3 separate regions of the Homo sapiens genome follow, and all the other regions are linked to region 3. The links are chromatin loops, found by intact Hi-C in ENCODE. Cell type or tissue: heart right ventricle. All regions are shown on one strand.

The links. Peaks named below come from ENCODE experiments on the same cell type or tissue, not always from the same donor. Only the 100,000 strongest peaks of a DNase experiment are listed, where the experiment ranks them.
Region 1: a loop joins it to region 3, with 2.2 times the contacts of the local background. A loop is called at or near these places in 8 of 110 quality-filtered maps.
Region 2: a loop joins it to region 3, with 2.4 times the contacts of the local background. A loop is called at or near these places in 17 of 110 quality-filtered maps.

What each region holds. Positions count from the first base shown.
Region 1 is chr4:113,732,454-113,737,453 of GRCh38, reverse strand. All of the region lies in intron 2 of CAMK2D (calcium/calmodulin dependent protein kinase II delta), which reads left to right. Among named protein-coding and RNA genes, the nearest start is that of CAMK2D, 27 kb to the left of the region's middle. In heart right ventricle, no CTCF peak of the experiment used is centred here; no DNase peak of the experiment used is centred here; H3K27ac peaks cover 1,571 bases.
Region 2 is chr4:113,629,499-113,634,498 of GRCh38, reverse strand. All of the region lies in intron 3 of CAMK2D (calcium/calmodulin dependent protein kinase II delta), which reads left to right. Among named protein-coding and RNA genes, the nearest start is that of CAMK2D, 130 kb to the left of the region's middle. In heart right ventricle, no CTCF peak of the experiment used is centred here; no DNase peak of the experiment used is centred here; H3K27ac peaks cover 5,000 bases.
Region 3 is chr4:113,682,314-113,687,313 of GRCh38, reverse strand. The region is part of intron 2 of CAMK2D (calcium/calmodulin dependent protein kinase II delta); the gene reads left to right. Among named protein-coding and RNA genes, the nearest start is that of CAMK2D, 77 kb to the left of the region's middle. In heart right ventricle, CTCF peaks have their summits at 2,215 and 2,419; DNase peaks (open chromatin) are centred at 2,393 and 2,720; H3K27ac peaks cover 4,185 bases.

The sequences.
Region 1 (5,000 bases), 50 kb before region 3:
TGTCTCTGTGAATTTGACTACTCTGGGTACCTCATGTAGGTGGAAGCATACACTACTTGTCTTTTTCTGTCTGACTTGTTTTACTTTGCATATCTTCAAGGTTTTTTCATATTGTAGTGTGTGTCAGAATTTTATTTCTTTTTAAGAATGAATAATAGTTCATTTTATGTATATACAACAGTTTATCCATTCGTCTGTTGATGGACATGCAGGTTGCTTCTATCTTTTGGCATTTGTTAACAGTTAAGATTTTTTAGATTTGTCTTTACAAGGGTATATATGATTATTAAATTGAACATTCTAATTGGATGAAATGAAAAGAAAGAAAGTATATCAGTGATAAAGTTTATAATTTTGATTTCTTTATTGTACACAGGAAAGTGCTAGATCATTTTACCCCCAAATACTATTATTATGTTGTAGACTGCTTACTTTTGATATTCTATGACATAAATAGAGATGTTGGAGTATACATCATGATGCGTATTTATTTACCTGAAGGGAAAGATGGAATTCTTCATAATGCGCATATTGGATATTCTGATGAACTGGACATTGCCAGTTCTAAACTCTCATTTACGTTTTGACTTCTTAGTGTATGATAATGTGATTTAATGAATCACGAGGAACCAGAGGGATATTTTTGCCTTTTTAAACTTTTAGCTTTGTAGTATACATTTTTTCTTTAGCCCTTCATCTGTTTTTCATAATTATTTTTCACTTAACTAGTTTTATCATATTAGTTTTAATATGAATGAAAGGCCATAGTGTTTGTTATGTTTTCAAATATGAAATGCCCTGTACATTGCATTGCAGTGATATGGAGTGCTGTCAATGTCCTAGACTTGCAGGGAATCTGCAAACTTGATTGAACTTTTATGAGTAATAATTTAGAAAGATATTAATGTGGAATACGTGCCATTGCATTATCCGCTTCTTCCTTTGTTTCACTCAATTTAAAACAATGCAATACAACAAAACAGAAACAAACTTTGACAAAATCCAGCTGATTAACTTTTGTAGTAAGTTGCCTTTCTACATTAGTATATTTTAAATATTGAGGTATGATATACACAGTTTTGATTTCTGGGGTTAACTAGTTGAAGGCTATAGGGTTTAATATGTTTCTTTGTACACTCAGTGTCTAACACTAGATAGAGTAAAACTGTATTCAAAATATACCAGCATTGAAGAATAGCATCTAAAAATTGGATTGGAGTAAGTTGGATGTCTTGGAAGATCTGATTTTAAGATGGCAGTAACATAAAATACACTTTTATATAATTGTGGTGATGTTACTGGGTGTTGTTTTTTTTTTTTTAATTCTACTAGTGAGTCAGGTGGCTATTTCTATTTGAAAGTGAAGGTTTTAGATTTCAAATTCAGTATGGGTTGTAGATTACATACTTCTTTGTAAAGATTTCCCGTCTATATTTCGTTGCTGAATAGTCATATAAAGATGGTGGAACCTTTTTAAGTCTCTCTGATGCTCCAACAAAGAGGATAAACAACAGGATATTTTTATTTTATCTGATGTTCACAGTATTAGGTACTTTCTTTTGTAGAAAGTTATGGAAATTCTTATTTTTTGTTGCCATTTGCAAAGATGACAGTGATAATATATTTACATAAATATACTTTAATGCCATTTGTCTTTTATCTGGCTAATCTAGTCTTTTTGTTTTTCCTTTCTTCCAAATTGTTCACATTAAATGTAAAAATTTCTGAGCCACCTTACTGTTTCTTACAAAATTGCTGTGCTTTAAATTACTAGAGTATGTTTTAATTTTTTGAACATCATTTTATTACTACAGCTAGAATAATAACCCTTCTCCTGTGCATCTCTCAGTTATTGTAAGAATTAAATGATTTATTATGAAAACACTGTAAATTATAAAGCACCATATATACTTTATTGATCTCTGTAAGTTATACATAGTTGTGTATTGTACAAATTGTGTTTTGTTGTTGTTTGTTTTTTGAGACGGTCTCACTCTGTCACTCAGGTTGTAGTACAGCGGTGCAATCTCAGCTCACCACAACCTCTGCCTCGCGGGCTCAAGCGATCCTCCCACCTCAGCCTCCCAAGTAGCTGTGACCACAGGCGCACACCACCATGCCCAGCTAATTTTTTTTTTTTTTTTTTTTTTTTTTTTTTTTTTTTCCTGTAGAGATGGTTTTGCCATGTTGGCCGGGTTGGTCTCAAACTCTTGAGCTCAAGTGATCCACCCGCCTTGGCCTCCCAAAGTGCTAGGATTACAGGCGTGAGCCACCACACCTTGCCTGTACAAGTTTGCAAAAGGCAGAATTTTATATATATTTCCTGTGTATTATTCTAACTGGGCTCTTATATGCTATCGGTATTGTAGTTTCTTGGACAGGCAAACGTTTTTATTGTGTTTTGTTTGTGTGTGTTTTACTTTTTTAAAATGTCTTGGGTAGTTTTCGGAATCTGTTTTACTCATTTGGTGATTATAAATTTAGAAGTTTGCCATGTAAGATAGTAAAATGTTTTAGATCATTTGGGTTGATTTTTCTGCTTCTTTTTTTTTTTTTTTCCATTTTCCTAAACTTAGGAGTAAAACTGGTTTAAAAAACTTTTTGAGACACTTTAGAAGATTAAGTGGAATGGTCATATTATACTTTTTCCTTTGGTTTTTACTTTGTATTAACATGAAGGCATATATTGCATTTAGAGAAATATGAACACAGTAAAATGTTTTCCCATCAGCCTTTCAAATTTGTTGTATCTTGATTATGAAAGTGTTGTCATTTTAATAACTAGTCTAACTAGGCTGTCAGCTGGTTCTTGGAATAAGGAAGCTGCTTGGGCATTAGTGCTTGGACCTCCCACTCTCTTATTGTCAATAGATAACACTGAACAATTTGAACTATTTGATTTACATACTTGTTAAGTAATTTGTATATATGCCTTCTATTTGGAAAAATTATTTTTGAAGTGGATAAATAAAAAAATTACTATAGGAATAAAAGAGAACAATGTAAAAATTCTACTACCTTAGAATGTAGTAGAATATTATTTTGCAAATTTGTAAATTGTGATTCAAGAAGTATTTTTATGACCTTCCTTTCCATTTGTACACTCTGAACTAGATCAAATGAAAATCATCACGAGATTTTTCATGCCCATTTAATGTTTTATTTTAGAAAGAGTTAAGGAGAAAAAAAGTAAGTTGAAACAACTGAACTAATCTCTTGTAACCAACATTCAGAACAAAGCTTTTAAATTACTCTTCATCTTCTGTGTTTCTTAGGATTCCATGTGCACAGATTTTATTTTATGCCCTCAGTTCAAAGCTAAAACACATCAACTACCCCTATTATTTAAAAAAAAGTTTTTTCAACAAGAGAATTTTAAACAAAATGTCTGTTCTTTTATTCTATTACAGAACTCAGGTGAGAATCCTTCTCATATTTTAACATGGAAATAATGTTTTCCTTAAAAACAACATTTTTCTTGTTTAGCTTAAAAGCAGAATGGAAACCTGTTCTCATTTGTACATATTTAGCCTACCCTTTGGCTTACCAATGGTTGAGTCATGAGCAAAATTAGTTTGTGTATGTATTTTAAAAGTCAGATGTCAAGTAATCACCTTTTAAAGAGGCTCATTATAATTAGTTACATGTATGACAGTTTACTCATGAAGAAACTGCCATTTATGTAATTTCACAGTTTAAAAGCTACATGCTTGAGCAGAGTCTATGTTTCTGTATTTAAAAAATAAAGTGGATTTTGTCTTTGTATTAAAACATGTTAAGTAACTATATCTTTTTCATAGCTCTGCTTTTACAATGATATCAAAGCATCAATAGAAAGGCAAATTAATTTCTGATAATTTCAACGTTATTGGTATTTAATTTGGAGCCATACTTATACCTGATAACTTGACTTTTCCCTTTGTTTGAGGATATTTAACTCACTTAACTCACAGGCTGAAAAGAAGTAGAGAAAAAACCCAGATGTTCAGTTTAGCAATTAAAAAAGGATTTGCACTTGCTGAGTACAGTTTTTTAAATTAGACAGCATCTAGTTACTCTTTGATCTTTCATTTGTGGTGTTCATGCCTAGGCATTTTAAAACTAACTAAAGTAAAAATGCTTACTCAGGAGAAAAGACACTGAGGACCAAGGCTCCTTTAATAAATGGAAGGCAACTGTTATTACAGGAACATAGGAAAGTATTCAAAAGATTTCTTTTGAAATCATTTCAGAAGCTGCATTAAATGGTTCTTTCATTCCTGATTCTGGTTTGCCGAATATCACCATTAGTCATTAAGCACATTGCTTTATCATTTCAGTCTCTGTCTCTGCACATACAACTCTCACCCCTCAAGCTCTCCACTAGTCTACCTCACCTTTCTCTTCAAAACTTCTCCAGGGGCCAACTTTTTGTTAAAGCTGTCCTATGCAAACTCTTTTACTTTATATCCATTACTTATTTAAATTAATTTTTACCCTGTGTTTATTTGAAATCATTTGGAAATTATGAAATAACTGACCTTAAGTCTTTTTCATTTATATTGTACAGTGCTTCTAGTAGAGAAGCACTAATATATCTATATTCCTAATATATATATATTTTGATAGGATGCGCTGCATAGATGAAGATGAGATAGCTATTAACTCTAAATGAATAGGCATGAACTTTTCAGGGAGTCAGAGGAGCTATAGAAAATTCACGTTTAGCTCCTTTTATTTAAATAATATGTAAAAAGTCACATTTCTTTGATGACTTAAACCTGCTGTAGTTATAAAGTGCCTAAATTGTGAGTGCAGGACTCTTATCATTGAATTACTCCTAGAGGTCTTGAATTCATGCACGCTGATTAAAATATGTAAAAATATGTGAATTATCATGTAATTGATACCATAGTGAATTAATATCATTTTGATTAAAGTCAAATTTGTTTAAAAGTTTTACTGAATTCATAACAGCTCAACCAATAATATTAGAAACACCACTGCTGTCATGTGGCAAT
Region 2 (5,000 bases), 53 kb after region 3:
TTCCCTCTCCTCATTAAATTCTGGATTTTTCTTACCTACTTTTCTCTCCCTACCAAAGAAATAGATAAAATACCATGCTCTTCATTTTATTGGTGGGTCAGTATTAATTGCCCAATTCTGTCTTTGCTTTGAAAGAATTCTTGCCTAAGAGGTCTCTCTCTCCATAAAGTCGATACCTTTTCCAGTTTCCCAGACAAGCCTGAATAAATATGTCAGAACCTAGCAGTGGACAGGGCTATGAATGATTCAAAACTGTCTATTCCCTACAACGTGTAAATGAAAATATAGACAGCTGTACAGGATCAGAATAGGGGAGAAGGAACAGGGAAACCTGGAAGGCTGCTCTTTTGTGAACAACAGCCTGGAAGGTTGGGAAATGATTTTCAGTGTTTTGTGGGACTGTACTACAGATTGGACTATGCCATCTACTTGTGCTAAAAAGCACAAAAGTCTTTTAAAAGCAAAGGTGACAAAAGTCTTTTAAAAGCAAGTAAAGACATTCTCCAGAAATATTTTTAATAAAACATGCACAATAATGCTGCTTTTTCCAACTATTGTGTGGTTGTAAGTTTTTGAACCTAATTCTTCAAATTATAACAACTACTAAAGATTTATCAAATGTAAATCCTGTGCCAGGCATGATGCTCAACCCTCTGATGGATTGTCTTGTTTAGCAGACACAGCTAGCACATTATATTATGTACATTTTTACAAATTGAGGGAAAGAAGGCAGAGATGCTAAGCACTTTGCCCACAGTTACCCAGTAAGTGGCTGAGCTGGTACTGCATGCCAGGTATCCTGCTTGTGGAGCCAACAGTCACTTCTGTACTATCTCAGTGACAGCTATGGAGGCCTGGGATTATTTTATTTATCCTATTGGAAATGACAGTTGTAGCAATGACTAAATATACTGTGACATTAATTCCCCCTGGAAGTGTAATTTGATTATGTTTGGTAAACTGAATGAGTGCCTGATCTCTATGAATGCAGCTTTTAATTGATTTACAAATTACATTATTTGGAGCAGTGACTGCTGGTATTGGACTTGGTGTCCTATTGCACTCTTTGTTGCTATTGTTTTCTTTCCTGCATTGACGTTGTTTTCTGTATTAAGCTGCCTGAATCATGTCCTTTGAAAATATTAATACCTTTTTGAAGAAAACCAAGGAATTGTGGTAACTCCATGGTGAGGTAGCCTTTGAGTGGAAATAACCAAAAATTACCTGCAGTGGGAATTACCTTTTGGTTATTGTGCATAAAAATGGCAGAGATAGATAAATGGATAGGTAGATAATGTTTTCTTAAATTTATTTGTATACATAGATAATCTCACAGCCCATGAAGACTCAACATATAGGCCTTTTAATGCCTACGTTTAGTTTCCTCGTATTGATTTACTTGCAAATTTTCTAATATATTCTTCAGTAGAATTTACTTTATAGCTTTATGTCCAGATTATCTTGGCTTTTGCCTTTGGATAACAAAACAACTATTCCTTCATTTGAAGCAGATAGTTAAGAAAACAAATTACCTTTTGAAAACCATAAGGCTGACTTTATGCCTAGGAATAGATTATTTCTCAGTCCTAGGGAAATATGCATTGAACATTATTTTATGATGCTTTTTAGTACTTTGAGATTCAGTTCAAGCTGACAAGGACCTAAGTATTGGATCTGAAACTCCTCACATTCTGTTCTGTTTCTCCCTGAAAGCACCTGTCAGTGTCTATAGACTTTGAAACCAAGATTTAACAGGGTAACATTTACTGACTATATTATGCTACATTATGTATAATAGTATGACAGGACAATGACTTACAGGTCATATGAATATTATTAGCTCTCTCTGCCTCCTTTGATTTTTTTCTTTTTTTTTTTTAAACTGAGCTACTGCACTCCAGCCTGGCAGAGTATCTCTCTATGGGGTATCACCCAGGCTGGAGTGCAATAGCACAATCAAATAATACACACACACAGGCCGGGCGTGGTGGCTCACACCTGTAATCCAAGCACTTTGGGAGGCTGAGGCAGGTGGATCACCTGAGGTCAGGAGTTCGAGACCAGCCTGACCAACATAATGAAACCCTGTTTCTACTAAAATTACAAAATTAGCTGGGAGTGGTGGTGCATGCCTGCGATTCCAACTACTTGGGAGGCTGAGGCAGGAGAATCGCTTAAACCCAGGAGACAGAGGTTGCAGTGAGCCAAGATTGTGCCATTGCACTCCAGCCTGGACAAGAGCGAAACTCCATATCAAATAATAATAATAATAATGATAATACACACACATATAGAATGAGAGGGAATTTATGAGAAGTTTGATATTTCATTGTTTTGGATTTGGAGAATGTTTCCACTTAGATCAGGAACCTCTCTATTCACATCATATAGGCTTTGATTGTATAATAAGTGATAGCAAGTATTGTTAGCCTGTAACTTCTTAAGCCAAAGCTCCTGAGGGAGGATCATAAATACATATGCCTATCATTTTCCCAATTCTACATAATACTGTTTCAACTAACCAAAGCAGGCTTGTATCTACAATTTCATCATTGGAGTCCCTATTCTCTTACATTTTCCTTCAAAACTTTCAAGTGTATGTAAACTCTATAAGGACACATTATTTTCACCATCATAGTAGTAAAGCATGCTCATCATCCAGAACACTTGTTTCTTCACTTAGTGTTGACGTGTATCTACTTTCTGAATTAATTTTCAGGTTCTGTTGCTAATTGCAAGCAGGTTTATGGTGCCACATTTTTACCACTGCACCCTGTGCTCATTGATCTCCCTGAAGCTCTAGTTCAGTTCCAACCTAATGAAAAGCAAATAGATGCCAACGACAATAGTTACCCAGCTAACATTTTGGTTTTGGTCTGGGTCATCCTTCTGAGGCGTATGACTTGCTGTTTTGTATGTTGGTGTGTAGAGAGGAGCCGATGTGTTCCAGAAGCCCTACATCTAATGGGCAATAACTCACAAAATCACTAGCTAGCAGATTCTCACAGTTAAAGGGCGAATGTTCATTGAATATTGGAAATGTCAACTGCAGCCTGTCTGGGTGATGTTTAAAATTATCAATGTACCACCTTCAACATAATAATTCCCTACATTTTCTTTGCTTTATTTTTTATTTTAATTTTTAAAAAATGGAGACGAGGTTTTGCCATGTTGCCCAGGCTGGTCTCAAGCTCCTGGGCTCAAGTGGTCCTCCTGCCTTGGCCTCCAAAGGTGCTAGGATTACAAGCATGAGCCACCATATTCAGTCTACAATCTCAGCTGAACCATTCTCTGCTCACAAATAGCACTAGTGATAGGAGATAAGAAGAGGTGATTTTTGAATGGCCTAATGTAAAAGACCATCACAGACTTTAGAATACCAATTTGTGGCTCTGGTTTAAATGAATAGATAGCCCCTGGACTCCATTAGTACAACTGAGGGGCTGGATTGTAATTGTTTTCTGAAGTCCCTGTCACTTCTGAAATTCTGAGATTTGATTTTTTTAATATGTCGTGATCCATGATATGTTACATAAAATGCTAATATGCTAGACAATTGGCATATCCACAGTATTTGAGTAGACTTTCTAAATTCATGAAATTACAACACTCTGAGTTATGTCTTAGCAACTTAGAAGTCAGAAGTCAAATTTCTAGTCTTTCTTGCAGCCAGTGTGCAGGCATGTCACTAGGCTTGTAGACTTGTCCCATCTAACAGATGTTTGCCATACTTCATTTGGGGATTCATCAGTGTCAGAAGGCAGATTTTGCACAGACTTTCCATTTTTCTCAGTGAATGTGGTGGTCGAGGGCTGTGGTTTGAGGAGTCAGCAGTATATTTAATTTTTGATATGAAAGTGACATTGGTCCTGGTGGCATTGGCAGTTGACATATATTATTGGTATTAATTGCAGCAGATGTAGCGGCAGCTGTTTTTCCATCAGGCTAGTTCTGAAGCTTAGTCTTGGGACTTTTTTTCTGGAAACTTATTCCTGAGCCCTCCCAACAATTCTGGAAGCTATTCAATATTGGTTTAATAAATTTCTTAGAATTGATGGCGTATACCCAAGTGTTTGCAGTCAACAATCCTAAGAACCCTGACTGAACAAATGTGCAAGTGATTTTTCTCAAAGACCGCATAACCCCAGGTCTAATAATTCATTAATTTTAGTGAGAATGAATGAATGAACAAAGTAGAAAACTAGCCATAAACATGCATTTGCAAAACCTCTGATCAGGTGTAAGGAAACATTCATTGATAATGTTTCTCAAGGCATTTTTAAAAACTATTCTATTTTATGCTTTGTCCTCCATGCCCAAACAATTCAACTCTGTATAAACAGTTCTCTTCATTGAAAATAACTACGCATTCATTTTTTGCTACCTAACAAATGGATATTGTAGTATAGTGATTTGAATTAGATGTGAATAGGAAGAAAGATAAAAGTGAACCTAAGTAAAATGTTGCATTTATGTCTGAATTCCCTGGTCTCTGGATTATATGAGCCTGATTCATCATACTGCTAAATTAAATTGCCATTCTTAATCAATATCCTAAATCTCCACTGAAGAGAGTTTTTTTTTTTAAACATTGTGAATTATACATCATTTCCTGTATGTAAGTCTGCCCAAAGTTAGAGTTGAAAGCTATCACAATAAAATAATAGAATGGAGAATTTGTTTTTCCTCCCTTTCTATTTTTTTTTTTTTTTTACCAAGAACATAATCCAATTGACAAGAGTAAATTTGTTTGATATATATTATCATCCAAGGAACTTGAGATGAAATTTTTTTTCACTGCTAAGTCAATTCACTACTAGCCATGAGGCCCCAAACTGAGAGAGGTATAACAAATACTGTTGTCTAGATGTTTTCAAACTGTGCATTATGACCCTTTAACGACCACTAAATATAGTGAGATAAATTTCATTAAATGTCAGAGTATATTACATGTAGTAAGATTAAGTATTGTTTTCTGTAACTTATGTTTTAGTTATGTA
Region 3 (5,000 bases):
CATTTTGTGTGAATATTGTATTGCTATGGGTTTTACTTGGGAACATATAAAAAGGTTACCACATACTCCAATATGTGTTTTTCCTACATTTCAGTAACACCTGAATGGAAATCTAACATGAGGACTGTTGAAATTATTTTTTTCAAATGGGGAAGGGAGAAGAAGGTTAATAATTTTCCATACTCAGATTAGAAAGGTCACGACCATATCAGTTCAAAGAAGAGAATGCATGTGCTCATGGCTGGTTACCAGGTGAATTTTGCAAACATTTTATTATATACATAGTTGATTTTTTTTCCTTCCTGGGAAACTTATATCCATGAATCTGGAGTTTTACATTTTGGAGCTACATTTTTTGGTCCCTTCTACCTATATTATTTTTAAAAGATATCTTTATTTTAAAATTGAGCAACTTGAAGTGTATGTGTGTGTGTGTGTGTGTGTGTGTGTGTATACACATACCTGTATTGTAAATAAGAAAGGTGCTTAATAAGTTTGTCTTAAAACTCATGAAAGCTTGGCGTAAAATCTCACACTAATCACTATGGATGAGAATGGCTCTCGTTGAGAAATAAGGGCTGATGGCTTTTTTCTCAATGATCATGTTAAAAATATATTGAGAGCATTGTAGGACTCCAGATGCTTGGGTTGTGGCTCACAATTTTTACAGAATTAATTTCCAAAATTCTTGATTACTCCAGGAGGAAATTTATTCCAAAAGTAAGCTGTGTGCTTCCTTCTTAAATTTAAAAATTAATGCATCAAAGGTGTAATAAAAATCATCTCTTACAATTAGAGGTCCTAAAGAAATGTTTGAATTATTATGGCAATTAGAAGGGTACCTTACTTAAGATTTTGAGAGTTTTGTTGCTAGCAAAGCAGAGAAATAAAAAGTTAATTACTTTTGTAAGGGAAAACTTGGGAATATAGGTATGTCCCTGTACCTTTTCAGATATGTAAACAATATTTAGGTATTTTTACAGAGAATTGAGAAAAAGTACAGGCACTGACACTACTACAACCATAGTAGAAGACACTACTACAAAGATAGTAAAGGACAACTTTCTATGTAGATAAATATCAGTTATTTGGAGTTTATTATCTGAAAATATTTTGATAATTTCTTCCCATTTCTTTCAAGATAAAAATTAAGTTTTAATAGCAGATATCTTGCTTAGAATCAAGTACATTTTAGTGACTTGGCATTTATTCATTATTCGTTTATTTAGTTTATCACTTTTTTTTTTTTTTGAGACAGAATCTCTTTCTGTTGCCCAGGCTGGAGTGCAAGGCATGATCACGGCTCACTGCAATCTCCGCCTCCCAGGTTCAAGCAATTTTCATGCCTCAGCCTCCCGAGTAGCTGGGATTACAGGCATGCGCCACCACATCCAGATAATTTTGTATTTTTAGTAGAGACGGGGGTTTCACCATGTTGGTCAAGCTGGTCTTGAACTCCTGACCTCAAGTGATCCACCTACCTCAGCCTCCCAAAGTGCCAGGATTACAGGCATGAGCCACCGTGCCTGGCCCTTGCTTGTAGACTTTCATTCTCTGGTTCCATACTCCACAATATTATCAGCCCTATCTCTCAAAAATAGCATTGGTTATATTATAGCATCAATTAATTACATTGACATAAAATTAAAATGTCTCTACTTGTCACTTCTTGTAATATTACCTAATTTTGTTTTTCTCTAATTTTTCATAATTTATACACCTAATTTATTACCTTTCACGGGCTCATGTGTTTCCTATTTAAAGTCTGAAATGTGGCCAGGTGCAGTGGCTCATGCCTGTAATCCCAACACTTTGGGAGGCTGAGTTGGGAGGATCACTTGAAGCCAGGAGTTCAAGACCATCCTGGGCAACATGGTGAAACCCCATCTCTACCAAAAAATATGAAAATTACCAAGTGTTGTGGCGCACGCCTATAGTTCCAGCTACTTGGGAGGCTGAGGTGGGAGGATTGCTTGAGCCCTGGGAGGCAGAGGCTGCAGTGAGCAGAGATCGCGCCACTCCACTCCAGCCTGGGTGACAGAGTAAGACCTTGTCTAAAAAAAAAAAAAAAAAAGAAGTCTGAAATGTAAGTCATTTGTATCTGTTCAAATGATATAAGGTGGTATCAAGCATTCTTACACATGATGGTGGTCTTAGAAAATCATTTAGAGGATGCTAGGAGAAAAATTGAGCTGCCATCTGGAGAGGCTGCTGGATTGGCGACTCCCTCCTATCATTGGTTTACTCTCTCCAGGTGCCTTACTAAAGAGAATCAACAAAGAGAGAAGGACTTTGCTCAGTACCTTCTGCCTTAGAGGCCTGTCTGGTCATCTGCTGCCAGCTCTTTCCAGGGAGAGATGAGGAGCAGCAGGCCTGTGCTCTCAAGCCCTCAGGGAATGCACTGCCTCCAGTGGGACAGAGTGGAGCTGTTGCTTGTGTCATTGCTGCAGCACATTATTTGAAACTGACCTCAAGACTTGGATTTGCTCAGTTTATTTTTAGAAGTAATGACAGTATAGCACTTTGAGGCCTGAATGTTATTTCTAGACAAGAGTAATACTGTTTTTCTGAGAAGTAGAATTTCAGGATTTCAAATGGATTTTTTGGTAAATATTTCTGAAGCTTTTCCAGTAACTGAGACTTTCTGGGCAGAAAGGCAAGATGGGACATAGTGTGCATCCTCTGTTCTTGCTGACCTCAGTATCTCAGAGTGTGACTAGACGCTGTTACCGAGCAGCTGCATAGTCATCTTCTTCCCTTGTTCTGAGCAAGTCCTCTGTTACACAAAGAAGAAAAAAGCAATCATTCTTTTCAGTCATTTACCTTCCAACTTACTAAATTTGAAATTATAATTATACATACAGTACATACAAGGTTGTCTGTAGGGAGTATATTTGTTTTTATGTCTTATATTCTGGCATGTATATGAGTTTGCCTAAGAGATTTGGAGATACATACACATGCATACATACATGTGTCTGACTTTTTATGTAAATATATTTTGTATGACGTGTTAATTTATATGATACATGGCTATCCAATGTGGTTATCTCTACAAAGAAATGTACTCACAGATGCATTTAATTTTTACAGATACAATTTTCATTAGCTTTCTAACTGAAGTCCCTGCCTGTAGACTTTCATTCTCTGGTTCCATTGTGTACTCCACAGTGTCATCAACCCTGATTTTCAAAAACAGCATTCATAGCCAGCAGTTTTGTCTTGCTTCCTATATGCCAGGCACTGTTCTAACTTTTTATATATAAATCTCTCAACAATTCCATGAGGTAGGTGCTGTTAACATCCTCATTTTACAAAAGAAGAAACTGAGGTACAGAGAGGTCAAAAAGCTCACTCTAGGTCAGAAACAATCCTAAGTGGTAAAGTCAGTCTGAACCCAGGCAGTCTAACTCTAAAATCTATACTCTTAACTACTATATTGTGTTGCACACAGAATCTGGTTCCTCGTGCCTCTGATCAAAACCGATATTTCCTGCAGCAGAAAATCTTAACATATTAGCACAGGATTAATTTGTTAGCTTTTTATGTTTTTCCCTGCTCACATTTGAGGTTGTTATCCACAGACAAGTATATCAAACTATTGCTGTTCTCCAAACCTTCCAGATAGTTTTCTGACTCTGTGATGTTAATCATGCTATTCCTTTTATCTGAAATTTACTTCATCTTTTTCTACCCAGAAAACGCCTATTTATTCTTCAAAGCCCATATCAGCCTTCACAACTCTTTTATGCATTGTTGTAAAATTGTATTTTCTCTCATCTGTGTTTCCGTAGCACTTAATAAGTAACTCCGGTTTTGGTGCTTCTTTCATTGTATGGTGGTGTTTATTTGCCCTTAAGTGTCATGTGCTCTTCATTGGGAGTACCATCTCCCCTCTGCTGATTTCATTCAACTGTCTAGTAACCAGATTCACCTCTCAGCCATGTTCCTGTATCATCAGTGCTGCTCTGCGGTGCCCTGTCTGGTTTTCAGTCACAGTTTCCTGTGCAGGTGGTGGAGGATTTTGAAATGCTTGAAACTGAACCATTACACCCACTTGAGATAGTTTCTTTTGTCTGTGTATGATAGGAGGTGGGTGGGGAAAAATAAGTGCACACAGCCTATTACCTGGAGTTGAGATCACCAATTAAATGTCATGAATAGGGTAAGATAACACATATTAGTTGTGTTTAAAATATTTTGCTCCTTAGATTTTTATTCACTCTTCACTTTAATTTAGAAAGGCAGTTTTCAGATGTTGGATGAGCATTGACTAATTTCCAAATACCTTTTTATTTGTTTTCTGCATTATAGATCATGTGACTCAAATGTATTTAGGGTAGCTAGCAGATGATTGAACATGATGAAACTATGAGTCTTTTATTTATCTAAGTAAAGCAGTGAATGCAGATGGGTTTATTATAGTCATAGGGCCCCATGTACTTTAGTCCTTATTTCATCCAGCAAAACTTCGATGACTAATTTTGACTTCAATTGAGGAATATTTTATTTAAAACATTTGCTTAGAATAATAGTCATTGTAAAGGAACACTTTTCATGTGTTTACTGAACCAAATGCTAAGATGATACAATTCCTAATTTTAAATAAGATAAATATCAAATTATAGGTTTTTGCATAATTTTAGTAAAATAGATGTGAGAAAGATTGGAGATTATGTGAGGATTCTAGGTACTTAAGTTGGAGTAGAGGAGAAAGAAGGAAGAAATGGCCTACTCATAATTGCATTACAGTTTTTTTCAGTCTTGAACAGAAGTTGAAGTCTGAATGGTACTGAAGTAAATGAGAGATTCAAATCCAAAAGAAGAAAAAGTCCTCATTATAAATTTTGGAAATGCATAAAAATGGTGAATGATAATATTCTGATATTTGAAAAAATAAATAAAGCTACATTTTAAAATTTAATTTATAAAAGTCTGAGTGACTTTTTAATAAATTAAAATTTGAAATTATAAATTTATATGAGAAATTAATTTTTCTC